Linked DNA regions of Homo sapiens: region 1 is linked to region 2. A link is an interaction called in ENCODE POLR2A ChIA-PET data of the cell type or tissue named here. Cell type or tissue: A673. All regions are shown on one strand. Region 1 overlaps USP7 (ubiquitin specific peptidase 7). Region 2 overlaps HAPSTR1 (HUWE1 associated protein modifying stress responses).

Region 1 (5,000 bases), 190 kb after region 2:
ACACCTGGCCCTGTTGGTGGCGGGCAGAGCCAGTTCAGGAGTAAAGACTTGGTTGTCAGAAGTCAGGCCACCAGACAGAGAAGTGATTAAGTGCACGTCAGGTTGCTTCAAAAAGTACTGAGGGGGTTGGAGAAAGGGAGGAGGTCATCTCACCGTTGGCTGTCTAGCTAGGTCCAATTTATAGGTGAGTTAAGTTATTGCAGTGAAACACAGTCTCCTTTTCTTTTTTCTTTTCCTTTTTTTTTTTTTTTGAGACAGAGTTTCACTCTTGTTGCCCAGGCTTGAGTGCAGTGGCGCGATCTCTGCTCACCTCAACCTCTGCCTCCTGGATTCAAGTGATTCTCCTGCCTCAGCCTTCCTAGTAGCTGGGATTACAGGCATGTGCCACCACACCCAGCTAATTTTGTATTTTTAGTAGAGACAGGGTTTCTCCGTGTTGGTCAGGCTGGTCTCGGAACTCCTGACCTCAGGTGATCCGCCCGCCTCGGCCTCCCAAAGTGCATGAGCCACCGTGCCCTGCCCACAGCCTCCTTTTCTAAATAAATACCTGATTTAGGTTTTGGTCATTTTATGCGGTTTTTCTTCATTGGTCTTCTGAAGAAGTTTCTTTGGAACAAAAAATGAGTTTTCAGCGTTTTAGTGTTTAAATGTGTTCAGTGTGGACTCATTTTTTGTCAGTTGTCAAGTCTTTTCTGTGCTTTCATACATATTTTCAGATAGTCGCAGAGGACCAGTTTTGTGGCCACCAAGGGAATGACATGTACGATGAAGAAAAAGTGAAATACACTGTGTTCAAAGTATTGAAGAACTCCTCGCTTGCTGAGTTTGTTCAGAGCCTCTCTCAGACCATGGTGCGTACCGGTCCCGTGGATATACCCCACCGTGGCTCCCAACGTCCACCTTCCTTCCGTGTCACTAGAAAATACTGATTGCCTTTGGGGGTAGGTGCTGTGTCCAGCCACTGCCTAACAGTGAGGAGTGTGACCCAGGAACATTTCCTGCCTGAGAAAGTGCAAGAAAACCATTGAGCCCCTGACTCCTGCACAGGGGAACCCACAGGATTTTGCAGACATGTTTTCACCCCTTTTCCTCATCTCCCACTCCACTCCCTGCACCCCTACCCCCTCTTTATTTTTGTAAATGGGCATTCGATCCTGAAGGATAAGTCACAGTTGTCCAAATCAACCGGGGAAGAATTAGAATTCTTTTTCTTAGAATCACAGTCTTTTTTTCTTTTTTTTTGAGACAGAGTTTCACTCTTGTTGCCCAGTGGCGCGATCTTGGCTCACTGCAACCTCCGCCTTTTGGTTTCAAGCAATTCTCCTGCCTCAGCCTCCCAAGTAGCTGGGATTACAGGCACCCGTCACCAGGCCCAGCTGATTTTTGTATTTTTAGTAGAGACGAGAGTTCACCATGTTGGCCAGGCTGGTCTTGAACTCCCGACCTCGTGATCCACCTGCCTCGGCCTCCGAAAGTGCTGGGATTACAGGCGAGAGCCACAGCACCTGGCCTACGATCACAGTCTTAACATTGACTATATATATATATGTATATGTATATACATATGTGTGTGTAATATAGAGGACTAAAATATGAGCGTGTTTTTATTTTAATCTACTCTTAATATTTTTTTCAGGGATTTCCACAAGATCAAATTCGATTGTGGCCCATGCAAGCAAGGAGTAATGGAACAAAACGACCAGCAATGTTAGATAATGAAGCCGACGGCAATAAAACAGTAAATATTGTTAATAGCGTATCTGGTTTGGAACCGTGCAGAAGGCGTTAGTCCTCTGCACTTAGTGCAGCTTGTTTCCCTTTTGGTCCACTTAACTAGAATTGGACGTTTTCTTCAATACTTGACTGTAGTTTTTCGCTCTGTCACCTAAGCCATTAGACTCTTCTAAAATCAGCGTCTCTTTTGGAAATAGATGATTGAGCTCAGTGATAATGAAAACCCTTGGACAATATTCCTGGAAACAGTTGATCCCGAGCTGGCTGCTAGTGGAGCGACCTTACCCAAGTTTGATAAAGATCGTAAGTGCCCACGAGACGCCTGCCTGCACTTAGAGCAGTAGCGTTGGATTCCTGGATTGTTGTTCTAAACACACAGGGTTAAGCCTTCTTCCCTTGCAGAAAGATGTGTTGATCAATTCCACAAAAGCTCACTAGACTTCCTGATGAAGTCAAATAAGACTGACTTGGCTGCGAGTTTCCTGTGAGGCCCGGAGACAGTAGCAGCCACGTGGGGCCGTCCTGTTCTGTCTTCAGTCTCAGCTGCTGTGCTGTGCTAATCACGTTGGTCAGATCCTAAAGAGCAGGGTTGCAAACGTTGTCTGTCAGGGACCACATAGGCAATATCTCAGGCGTTTCAGGCCTTTCTGTCTGTACTAAGGCGGCCACAAAGACTATATAAATGAACGAGCTGGCTGTCTTCCAGTACAACTTTATCGACAAAACAGGTGGATCGGAATTTGCTGACCCTTGCTATAAAATGACAGACTTTTATTGCTGTGAGTGGTCACTTCTGGCAAAGACACAAGACCATGCGCAATCTTCCCGTGGCAACGCTCTTCCAGCCAGTCAGTCCAGGTCTCAGAACTAGGAATTCTAAGTTTGCTGCACTCAGTACCGTCTTGACTGTCTAAATGTAGTGGGTTTCCATGGGTCTGATGTTTGGAAACTCAGCGGTAATAGCCTCAGCTTCGTGAATAAGCCACATCTGAAGTAACTTTTAGGTACCTTAAGCTGTCATTTCACTTGTCATTGAGCTATTCAGCTTACTGTTTTTTTTTTTTCGTTTTTTTGTTTGTTTGTTTTTTTGTTTTTTAAGCATTGTGCTGAGTGTTTGGATCTTAACAAAACTTGTTTATTAACCTTGTAGATGATGTAATGTTATTTTTGAAGATGTATGATCCCAAAACGCGGAGCTTGAATTACTGTGGGCATATCTACACACCAATATCCTGTAAAATACGTAAGTCCTTCGTGCACTTACCTTCTGAGTAGATTTTGCTCAGTACATTACAGCTACACATTTAAAATATCTTCTTTCTCCTAGGTGACTTGCTCCCAGTTATGTGTGACAGAGCAGGATTTATTCAAGATACTAGCCTTATCCTCTATGAGGTTTGGATGGTTTATTTTTCCATAATTAGTATATTCTTAGTAGTTTGTGGAGGGTTTTGTTTGTTCTTTTTACCCCGAATTTGTTACAGTGTTAGGTCTACCAGCTAACTCAGGGCCTCAGATGATCTTGAGAATGACATATTTAGATTTGTGAATTTTTTTTTTTTACCTGTTGTAGAATCAAATCTGATTGTTACATATTTGTGGATTTATTCATTTAGCTTTTCCTGTTAACATTTTAACTTAAAAGGTGGATAGAATTGGGTGTAGAGAAAATACTTAAGTACATGGAAGACTATCTGGCCATATTAAACGTTAGACAAACTTGCAGTGTAACAATTTTATATCTTTCACTGTAGGAAGTTAAACCGAATTTAACAGAGAGAATTCAGGACTATGACGTGTCTCTTGATAAAGCCCTTGATGAACTAATGGATGGTGACATCATAGTATTTCAGAAGTATGTACTTTGTGAAGGATTGTATCACTTTGTACTAATTTCAGGATTTTTTTAAGTTGTAGAACCAAGAAACATTTGTACCTAGATCCCGAGCCACGTTTTTGTTTTTGTTTTTTTTAATGTAACTGTTGAGAGGCTTTCTCTGGGTTTTGAAATTAGGTGTGGTGAACATTTTCATCTCATAAAGCTCTTCTCAATTTCTTAAAAATTCCTTAAAATGTCTCAAGTGCACGTGGCAACTATTAGTAGAGTGGGAACAATTGCTTCCTTCCCCTGAGATTTATGAAATCGAAACTCCTTAGAATGTACCTACTTGGGTAATTCATTTCAGTCTGTCTTCATGTAAACCAGCCAGTCTTTGGTCTTAGACACTCAGTGTCTGAAAGTGGCTCGATGGCACACGAAAGCCCAGATTTCCTGACTCACGGTCAGAGACTGGGCTCCACCACCTGTCAGGTCTGTGGGCAAGACACTGCGTCTGGGTCTGCTCCTGTAGAGGAGAGCAGGTGCTGTTACCTAAGGGGGTTTTGTTTTGTAGTGGGATGAGAATGTAAAGCCACTACATTGCGCCTGGCTCAGTGCATCCCCATGCATACTTGCCTCGCTTACAGAGGGAGCTCAGGCAGATGCCTGGCCCCCTCAAAGGGGAACCTGAATTTATCTTGCAAGAGAGCCTGTTGGTGTCACTGTTGTGTAAAAGATGATGCCATTTTTACCAGCTACCCCCTGCCATGGACTTTGATTCAGACTGCAAACTTTCTCCCTCCACCAGGGATGACCCTGAAAATGATAACAGTGAATTACCCACCGCAAAGGAGTATTTCCGAGATCTCTACCACCGCGTTGATGTCATTTTCTGTGATAAAACAATCCCTAATGATCCTGGATTTGTGGTTACGTTATCAAATAGAATGAATTATTTTCAGGTATTTAATAAATGCTCCTTTCCTCTTCAGATCCCACTCCAGAAAGACAAATTTCTTTCTTAAAATGCTTGTTGAAGAAGCTATCTCATGGTTTTGGTTCAGAAGGGGCTATGCCCGAGGAAATCTCCCACTGATGGATTCAGGCTCTCTGCCTTGGGAGCTAGAATAATCGCCATCAGAAAAGAACCTGTAGACCTCACCATTAAAAGTGAAAACCCTTTCCAAAGTTATCTTCATCAGATATGCTACTCCCATGGTGATTCATTAAGGAATAATATAGTTTATTCCTGTTTAATAAATTTCTAGGGAATTTAAATTCAGGCTGCTCATGGCACATTTTAAGTAATTAAGCATGAAGTTTATGACCAAGTTTCAATTTTTCCCCAAAATGTGAACCTTCCTTTCTGTGTCTTAGGTTGCAAAGACAGTTGCACAGAGGCTCAACACAGATCCAATGTTGCTGCAGTTTTTCAAGTCTCAAGGGT
Region 2 (5,000 bases):
ACGGGCTGGGGTGGGGGCAGAGGGCAAAGAATTATATTGATTCTGAAGACCAAATCATAACTTTCTTACATAACTGCATAAAATTAATCAGATTACTCTACTTATAGCTTTTTGATACACATTGATTCATGTGAATTAGAGCAGGTATCGCAAGTTTGTAACAAGGAACTGAAGTTCAAAGGGCCTTGTGTCCAAAGTTCATTGACAGAGTTCCCTCTGTGACCTCTCTTCCTCAAATGAGAAGCCATCTCTCAATTGCAGACAATCTACAAACCATAAGAGCACAATGCTACATCAAAGCAACACTTCTAAAGAAATACTACTGACTACGTGATTTTTAAACTTAAGAATTAAATTTGCACTAGCCAGTCCACCACACAGAAAAATATTTTATTCTTTTTTGGGAGGAAGGGTAGAGGCAGGGTCTCACTATGTTGCCCAGCCTGATCTCAAACTCCTAGCCTCAAGATCTCAAGAGAACCTCTCCCCTCAGCCTCAAGTGCTGGACTACAGGTGTGAGCCCTGGCACTCCAACCAGTAAAGAAAATGTACTGTTTCTTTAGGAATGTAACAATCTAAGTCACAGCCAAAATAAAACTGTTCCCAATCGTATTCCCTAAGGAAGTGGCATCCAAAAATAAGCACACCTCCTAGCTACTTATGTATTTACTTAATCTTCACCTAGCACACAAAACAAAGGACCAGGAACCAGGGGGATAATATTTTGTGTGTGTGTGTGATGGATTTTCGCTCTTGCTGCCCAGGCTGGAGTGCAATGGCCTGATCTCGGCTCACCACAACCTCCGCCTCCCAGGTTCAAGCAATTCTTCTGCCTCAGCCTTCCGAGTTAGCTGGGATTACAGGCATGCACCACAATGCCCAGTTAATCTTTTATTTTTAGTAGAGATACGGTTTCTCTCCATGTTGGTCAGGCTGGTCTCAAACTCCCGACCTCAAATGATCCTTCCGCCTCAGCCTCCCAAAGTGCTAGGATTACAGGCGTGAGCCCCCGCCCCAGCCCTGGGGGAGCATCTTAATAACCACTGTTTGTTGCCTGCCTGGCATCCAATCCTTGTCCTCCCCTTCCTAAAAGCACTCCAGGTTTTTGTTTAGATAGCAACCATGTTTCGAGAGAAGCTCCCTCCACATTTGCTCAAGGGGTTGTGGCTTAGCTCTCAACTCATGTGCATAACCCTATGTACCCCTATTAATGGTTGTGGGTAAGCAAGTGACCCCGTTATGGCCAAGAGATGACAGAAGTCATTTTTAGGCTCTTCTAAGCTTTACTGAGTGGCTCTAAGATGTGAGCCACAAGCCATTCTGCCAACATAATGAAGCCAGCCTGATAACAAAGTGTGCGAGTGCACACAGGGGAGAACAGAGCAGGGGAGCCTGGGCTGCTCAATTAAGTCAATCCTACTGTGGCCTTTTAAGTCAGAGGAGCCAATACATGGCCATACAGCTAAAGCCAGCCCAACTTGTGTTTTCTCATACTTGCAACCAACATATTCTTTCACAGAAAAACTACACACAGGCTGGGTATGGTGGCTCACAGTTATAATCCCGGCACTTTGGCAGGCTGAGGCAGGTGGATCGCCTGAGCTCAGGAGACCAGCCTGGGCAACATGGCAAAACCTCATCTCTACCAAAAATACAAAAACTTAGCTGGGCATGGTGATGGGTGCCTGTGGTCCCAGCTACTCAGTGGCTGAGGTGGGAGGATCACTTGAGCCTGGAAGGTGGAGGTTACAGTGAGCTGAGACAGCACCACTGCACTCCCACCTGGGTGACAGAATGAGACCCTGTCTCAAAAGAAAAAAAAAAAAAAAGAGCCAGGCGCGGTGGCTCACGCCTGTAATCCCACCATTATGGGAGGCCAAGGCGGGCGGATCACCTGAGGTCAGGAGTTCAAGACCAGCCTGGCCAACATGGTGAAACCCCGTCTCTACTAAACATACAAAAAGTAGCCTGGTGTGGTGGCAGGCGCCTGTAATCCCAGCTACTGGGGAGGCTGAGGCAGGAGAATCGCTTGAACCAGGGAGGCGGTTGCAGTGAGCCGAGATCACGCCATTGCACTCCAGCCTGGGGGACAAGAGCGAGACTTCGTCTCCAAAAAAGGAAAAAAAATAAGAGCTACACACAAAAAAAGCAGTCTATTATAAAAAATAAGTATTATGTATAACTGAGGCTACTGCTTCTGACAAAGCTACAATTTTTTCATTAAAAAAAAATTTTAAGACACGGGATCTCACTATATTGCCCCAAGCAATCCTCCTGCCTCAGCCTCCCAAAGTGCTGGGATTACAGGCATGAAAAGTTAAATAGAAATTTAATGCTTAGGGTTTCTCACTGTAATCCACACTAAGGTATTTTGAACAAAGTCTCAAACTCAGTAATAATTTTTTGCAGCCAAGTGAGTCACAAACCAGCTCCACCAGTCTCCAGGTAGAATATGATTTCTGGCCATTTGTTTCTAAGTCACCTGCCACTTGGCCCACACATTTACAGTTATGCTCAGTTCTCCTTTAGTGTACGAGTCCAAAATGGCCACACTGAAGTGAGACATATAAAGAGGGCTTGGCATCAAGATGTATCAAAAGTGAGGACTTAAGGGCATCAGACTATTTTTCCCACCTGTCAATTCTACTTACATTTACTCCAATTAGGGAAAGAAGATGAAGAAGGAAATACACACCAGAGTTTATTTCAACACAAAAAAAATTTTTAAAAAGACAGAAAATAAACTATTATTACTTCCCTTCATTTTAAGCACTGCCCACATTGAGAAAAATCCAAAAAATACTTAAAACTTGACCACCAACACAATGAATGCCAGAGCACTCACTATGCCAGGCACAAAGCTAAGAGCTTGTACTAGAATCTGTGGTAGTTATCCCTATTTAAGTTAATTAAGTCAAGGAGCACAATGGTGAATTAACACCTGGCTTCACTGTCTCCAGGACCATAAAGGTAAGAAGTAACAGAGCCAAGATCTGAACTCAGGCAATGTGGCAGTAGACTCCAACTCACAATGACACTGGGTAAACATCAACCCTAGCCAGATTAAAATGATTTTTTACTCCCCTTCTTTAGTTCCAGGAATCAAAAAATATACTGATCTAAGGATACTACTGAATATTGAAGAAACACCATCCTCTTTGCATTTATCAAATCAAAAACCAGCAGTCAGTATTTTGGCTTCCTTCCTTTTTTGGAAAGGGGAAGACAAGTCTGACCCTACTATTTACAGTAGAGGTAACCACCCACTCCATTTTATTGAATTCTGTCCTTGCTGAAGTTCAACTTACATTTACATTATCTTCCAAATCCTTCTAGCCACATTCCAACCAAACCAATTAACTCAATTTTCAACTTTTCAAAAGCCCTCTGACAACTAAAAGCGACCCTCTGCTGGGTTTTTAATCTCAATCCTGACCTTCTTAATGAAGGTCAGGATTGAGATAAACACCTAATGAACTTCTTGGTAGTTATCAAGAAGCTGGTAGGAGTGCCAAATTGTCCCCAGGCTGCACAATAAGCCATTTTTACCTTGTCAGATATTATACAAAATACAGGAATGCTGCCTGCTGCCCACTTAGAAGTATCCACCAAATTTTTCCCCCCTTAAATTATATTTAAATATTTAATCAGAACTATAACCAATATCATTTAAATTTAGTACTACTTACTGCTGCATGCACTTGTGACACCACCTTGCTAATTTTATTGGTTCTATTTAAGGTAACCAATTATTCCTACAGCTGTATGCCTGTTCTCTAAAGACCACACCCTGAAAAAGAAAAAGTGTGAGGCTATCCAGAGTATTATCCACACACTCCTTGAATCAAATAAGAAAACGTTGCACTATCAAATTCCACAAGACACAACTTACCATTTCTATTAGGCAAGGGATGTGTTTTCACTGTACAGAAACAAGGTACAAAATAAAACTAGTTCAGACTAACAATCTAGCATTTACAATAATCCAAGAATCATATGTGATGTTTTCTAAAAATAAAATTAATGTTCCTCCTTAAGTTTTCTGAGCAGGAAAACAAACAAATTGTAAACATTTTTAAATGAAGTAATCAAATTAAGGATTATTTCAGAGTTCAACTGCTGAACCCATCTTCTTACACGAAAAGTTAGCACTAACGAAAACTGCTAGGTTAGTCCTAAAGGGACACATTCTACAAGAACCCAACAGGACCAAAGCCAGAGGACAATCCCATTTTATACGGCCTAGGCTAAGAACCTGGCACATAAAAACACTAAAAATGTGTTGCCTTCCCCTTCAAGCACAAAGCAATACCAACAAAAGCAAAAGAATAAACCATGGTACTGCCACACCATAGAGTAATACTAGCCAATCAAAAGGCACTGAACTATGCACACCTGCAATGCGAACTCGATGGGTGAACCTTATCATAGTAACTGGAACAAGCCAGACACAATAGGCTACAAGGACTGCACCATTCTATTTAGGACATGATGGAGGAGAAAAAACAGCAATCAAATCAGTGACTGCCAGGGACTGGGAGGTGGGGGTGATAGATATATTCTACTTCTTAAAAAAAAAAAATCAAAGTATATATCCTAAAACAGTGATTTTACTGTATGTAAATTACACTCCCAGAAACCTTTTTTTTAATTAAGTATTATTTCAAAATTCTGTTTTTGGACAAAACCAAGAGCCATTCCAAAACGTTCAAGACCGTCAGCACTGATAGATGTTGAAGCAATTTACTCAGTCACAATTTAACAAACAGCTATATAAAATCAAAGCTAACCACTGAGGCACTATTTAACCATGTTTCCCTTTTTTCAGTAAGACTGGACTATTATTATTACAGTTCCTCATTCCCTAAAGTTAGCGTTTCTTTTCACCACTTTGTTACCAGTTCTCAAATTACTGTCCCAAAAAACTGTAGTCTACTCAAGAAATCTCACAAGGAGATATTTTTTCCTACAAGATGCTGCGGCCATTTGCACATTCTTAT

The links. ChIA-PET counts read pairs that join two places held together with the same protein. Peaks named below come from ENCODE experiments on the same cell type or tissue, not always from the same donor. Only the 100,000 strongest peaks of a DNase experiment are listed, where the experiment ranks them.
Region 1: POLR2A ChIA-PET joins it to region 2 with 6 read pairs; 11 of 35 experiments call an interaction of 5 or more read pairs at or near these places.

Annotation. Positions count from the first base shown.
Region 1 is chr16:8,899,119-8,904,118 of GRCh38, reverse strand. USP7 (ubiquitin specific peptidase 7) reads left to right here. Exons shown (of 31, transcript NM_003470.3): 16 at 717-851; 17 at 1,637-1,738; 18 at 1,932-2,037; 19 at 2,885-2,977; 20 at 3,062-3,129; 21 at 3,489-3,589; 22 at 4,362-4,515; 23 at 4,931-4,998. Among named protein-coding and RNA genes, the nearest start is that of LITAFD, 19 kb to the right of the region's middle. RefSeq lists an enhancer at 1-271. In A673, no CTCF peak of the experiment used is centred here; no DNase peak of the experiment used is centred here.
Region 2 is chr16:9,094,070-9,099,069 of GRCh38, reverse strand. All of the region lies in intron 2 of HAPSTR1 (HUWE1 associated protein modifying stress responses), which reads right to left. Among named protein-coding and RNA genes, the nearest start is that of HAPSTR1, 4.9 kb to the right of the region's middle. RefSeq lists an enhancer at 1,335-1,834. In A673, no CTCF peak of the experiment used is centred here; no DNase peak of the experiment used is centred here; H3K4me3 peaks cover 2,258 bases; H3K27ac peaks cover 1,125 bases.